Linked DNA regions of Homo sapiens: region 2 is linked to region 1. Evidence: chromatin loops called from intact Hi-C (ENCODE). Cell type or tissue: IMR-90. All regions are shown on one strand.

What was found. A loop is a pair of places that touch in the nucleus more often than their neighbours do. Peaks named below come from ENCODE experiments on the same cell type or tissue, not always from the same donor. Only the 100,000 strongest peaks of a DNase experiment are listed, where the experiment ranks them.
Region 2: it touches region 1 in a loop (2.7-fold over the local background); 18 of 110 quality-filtered maps call a loop at or near these places.

What each region holds. Positions count from the first base shown.
Region 1 is chr1:179,352,649-179,355,148 of GRCh38, forward strand. It overlaps SOAT1 (sterol O-acyltransferase 1), which reads left to right. Exons shown (of 16, transcript NM_003101.6): 16 at 937-2,500. The coding sequence ends at 993. Among named protein-coding and RNA genes, the nearest start is that of AXDND1, 12 kb to the right of the region's middle. In IMR-90, no CTCF peak of the experiment used is centred here; a DNase peak (open chromatin) is centred at 1,143; H3K27ac peaks cover 624 bases.
Region 2 is chr1:179,236,406-179,238,905 of GRCh38, forward strand. No RefSeq gene overlaps it. Among named protein-coding and RNA genes, the nearest start is that of ABL2, 8.0 kb to the left of the region's middle. In IMR-90, no CTCF peak of the experiment used is centred here; no DNase peak of the experiment used is centred here.

The DNA.
Region 1 (2,500 bases):
ATCCCTACAACCTTCCAGGTTTGGAGGGGATACCTTCTTGATTTATTTCCTGGGTATTTCTCATAGGCATCTGTAACTGAAGATGTCCATAATGAAATTAATCAGTTTCCTCTCCAAAGCTTCCCCTCTTTCTGTGTACCCTATGTCTGTTAGGCTGCCTCAACTCTCCCTCTTTATTTCATATTAATCTCCTTTGTTCATCTGAAGTAATTGCTCTTGACTGTCCCTGGTCACCTGGATTCCACATGTCAGATTTTATTCTCCTATCAAAATCCAGTTTGGATGCCACATCTTCCATGATGATTTTTCAAATGCTTGCTTCCCTCTCTTTCCTATTTCTGAACTTTTGTAGTGCTTCATTTGCTCCTCCTTTGATAGTTCAGTAATTTTAAACCTTGTATTAGTCATTTTTATATATATGTCATTTATGTATATATTAGTCATTTATATATGTGTATATATAATATATATTTATATTTATATATTTATTTATATATTATATATTAACTAATATATACTAATATTTAGTACCTTAAAATCTAAATGGTGGTTATATATAAATATATATATATATATCTATTTGTCGTCCTTAACCACCATTTAGATTTTAAGGTACTAAAAGTAGGGCTGTGCTAAAATAAAGATACAGAAAGAAATAGTGCCTATTTAGAAACTGGTCAAAGTCCACACAATTGTGTATAGTTTACTGGACTTTAAAAGCTTTATGTGAAGCACCTAATTGAATAAATCTGTGTTATAGATAAAAGTACTGAACATCTTTTGAATTAGTGAGCTGCTTATACCTTGAGGGTTGTTGAAATGGTGGGAGGCATTTTAGAGATGTACAATGTATCATATTAACATCCCTGCCTATCTCCACACCTCCTCTACTCTGTACACAAATTATTTTTCCATTCTTATTTTTCCCCACTGCAGCCCACATTTTTGGATTATGTCCGGCCACGTTCCTGGACTTGTCGTTACGTGTTTTAGAAGCTTGGACTTTGTTTCCTCCTTGTCACTGAAGATTGGGTAGCTCCCTGATTTGGAGCCAGCTGTTTCCAGTTGTTACTGAAGTTATCTGTGTTATTTGGACCACTCCAGGCTTTACAGATGACTCACTCCATTCCTAGGTCACTTGAAGCCAAACTGTTGGAAGTTCACTGGAGTCTTGTACACTTAAGCAGAGCAGAACTTTTTTTGTGGGGCTGGGTGGGGGGAGAAGACCGACTAACAGCTGAAGTAATGACAGATTGTTGCTGGGTCATATCAGCTTTATCCCTTGGTAATTATATCTGTTTTGTTTCTTGACTCTGTCCAATCAGAGAATAAACATCATAGTTTCTTGGCCACTGAATTAGCCAAAACACTTAGGAAGAAATCACTTAAATACCTCTGGCTTAGAAATTTTTTCATGCACACTGTTGGAATGTATGCTAATTGAACATGCAATTGGGGAAGAAAAAATGTAGAATGATTTTTGCTATTTCTAGTAGAAAGAAAATGTCTGTTTTCCAAAGATAATGTTATACATCCTATTTTGTAATTTTTTTGAAAAAAGTTCAATGTTCAGTTTTCCTTAGTTTTTACCTTGTTTTCTCTATAGGTCATGATTTCTGTGAAGCAAAAAGATGCCTTTTACCATGAATTCTTGAGTTTACATCAATAATATTGTATATTAAGGGGATCAGAAGTAGGAAGGAAAAAATAAGAGATAGCAGAGGAAAAAGAAAAACATTTCCTCTTATAACTTCTGAAGTAATTTGTAAAAAAGATTTGTAGAGTCAATCATGTGTTTAAATTATTTTATCACAAACTTAACATGGAAGATATTCCTTTTTAACTTTGTGGTAACTTCTTTGAAGTTATTTAGAAATATCCTTTGGAACAATTATTTTATTGTCTAATAAATATTGACTTCTCTTGAATTATTTTGCAGACTAGTGAGTCTGTACCATAAGTATTAATCACCTCCACTCATATTAAAGTGATCATTAAGAATCCAGAAGCTGGCTTCTGCATTTGCTCAGTTATACTTTTAATGGTAGTATGTTTTTAGGTGGAATAAATTAATATGTGATTGGTTTCAAGGAAATGTACTCTATTATGTAATACTTCCATTTTATAAGATGCCCATTTCTAATACAATGTGTGTAGGAATTATTTGTATGTATGAGGTATGATTGTAAAGATTGAGCATTGGAAGGGGTATCAGAGACCATGTAGTTCAACTTTCCACTCAAAGTAAGATTTATGAATTATTTAAATGATAGTTGTTACTTGGAACAGCCACTTGAGAGGCTCTCTTGGTATTGTTTGGAATTGTTTTAAAGTCAGTTTGAGTCTCACAAGAAGGTAAGTAGAGTTTCTTAATAGTCACAACTTAATTTGAACCACAAGTATCCAGCTTAATCACGTATCTTACTCACGATACCACTGGTCCAGATGAGTTTAGGTAATTTTCAAACATTAAATCCAACTTCAACGGAAACAAATACAC
Region 2 (2,500 bases), 120 kb before region 1:
TTCATCTGCTCTTGGCAGCTTTCTAGATAGCTTAATAGAAACTTTGGTGGTTCCTGAAGCCACTGAACTAGTTGCTTATTCACTGAAGGAAGGCACTTGTATTTACAATAAATACAATGGCACTTCTGCATGGTTCAATTATGTTTTTTTTAAGTCTTCTTCATAAATTGCTAAAAGCTTTCTCTAATTGTGAGGATGTTTATTACATATCACTTCAAAACATTAACATGCTGAGAAAAGTCCAAATGAAGTAACACAACTTACTTGTTTTACTGACACCATTCTCCAGTTTACTAATTATGTGTAAGTAATTCACATTAAGCAAACATGGTTGCACCAGAGCATTTGTATTGATTGTATTGGTTACATTGTGATTATACCAGATAATCAACTCAAACTAGCTTAAGCAAAAAATGGATTATAACCATGATTTCATCAAATCTCAGATGTCTTGAATTCTAATATGACCCATTAAATGGGTTGAATTGTGTCCCCCAAAAAGATATGTTGAAGCCCTAACTCCTAGCACCACAGAAAGTGAACTTCTTTGGAAATAGGGTCTTTACAGAAGTAATCAAGTTAAAGTGAAGTCATCCAGTATAACTGGTGCCCTTTTAAAACGAAGAAATTTGGACACAGACATGAATAGGGCTTCTGAGGTACTGGTAATGTTCTGCTTTCAGATGCTAATGGAGTGTTTACCTTGCAAAATTTGTCAAGCAGTAAACTTATGAGAGAGAGATATATTTTATGTGATTTCTATATGTGTGTGTATGCATGCATATATATATATATATATATATATATATATATATATATATATATATATACAGTTGTCCTTCTATACATGTCCTTCTATACATGAGGGATTGGTTCTAGGACCCCCCCATGTATACCAAAATTCGTGCATACTCAAGTTGCCCAGTGTGCCCTGCAGAACCCTCCTATACAAAAAGTTAACTTATGTATGTGCATATTTCACATCCCTTGAAGTCATCCGCCTTTGATTTAAAAACTCTGCATATAACTACACCCTTGTAGTTCAAACCCGTGTTGTTCAGGGGTCAAATGTACACACATAAATACTTTTCTGTTTACATTATTTTTAATCGGAACATAATTGTTGTACATATTTAGTGAGTAAGCATATGCACTTTTCTGTATGAACACTATACTTCAATAAAAAGATGGGGTGGGGGTGGAGATACTGGCTTTCAAGTGAGAGGAAACAACCTAAGCAGGAACACAGGGGCTTGATGAGCTTATCCAGGAACATCTCATCAAATGGGAAAAGAAGAGGAGCTGGGGGTGGCAGAGGGCAGAGGAAATGTATTAAGTAGTGGGACTTAAAATTGGCCTGGGTCCCTTCTGTTTCTAAGAATCTATACTTTTGTCATACCCCAAGGCCTTATAGCTAGTTAATTATTAAAAAAAAAAAAAAAAAAAAGGGCTGGGCATGGTGGCTCCTGACTGTAATCCTAACACTTTGGGAGGCTGAAGCAGGTGGATCACTTGAGGTCAGTAGTTCGAGACCAGCCTGACCAACATGGTGAAACCCCGTCTTAACTAAAAAAAATACAAAATTAGCCAGGTGTGGTGGTGCATGCCCGTAATCCCAGCTCCTTGGGAGGCTGAGGCAGGAGAATCGCTTGAACCCGGGAAGCGGAGGTTGCCGTAAGCTGAGATCGCACCATTGCACCCCAGCCTGGGCAACAAGAGTGAAACTCTGTCTCGAAAAAAACACACACAAAAAACATTAAAGACCTGTGATAGGTTGAAAACATGGCCATAATATTTTGCTGGTCTTTTTTTTTTTTTTTTTTTTTTTTTTTGAGATGGAGTCTTGCACTGTCACCCGCGCCCAGCCTTGCTGGTCTTTTTATCAAGAGGTAAATCTATTTCCCCACCCTTTAAACCCTTTGAATCAGTACTGGCCTTGTGACTTGCTTTGACTAATAGAATATGGTGGAAGGAAGGTTGTAAGAGTTTTGTAGCTGAGGACTCAGGAGTCTTTGCAGCGTTTGCTCTTGCTCTCTTAGCACTGGGACCACCATGCTATGAGCAAACTTGGTGTTGTGGGTGGGCTGAATTGTGCCTCCCACGAACTTCATGTGTTGAAGTCCTAACCCCTAATACTTCACAATGTGACCATATTTGGAAATAGAGTTCTTACGGAAGTAATCAAGTTAAAATGAGGTCACTGAGGTGGACCCCCTCATATTTCTCTTTAATTTTTTTTTTTTTTTTTTGAGGAATGGTGTTTCATTCTGTCACCTAGGCTGGAGTTTAGTGACACAGTTATAGTTCATTGCAGCCTGGACTCTTAGGCTCAAGTGATCTTCCTGCCTCAGCCTTCCAAATAGCCAGACTACAGGTACATGCCACTCTAATATTTCTTTTGGAAATTTAAATTGAAAATGATCAGGTAATAAATTCTCATTTTCGGAAATTTGCAAAAGCAGAAAAGTATAAAGAAGGAAAAAGTTCTCCATACTCTCAC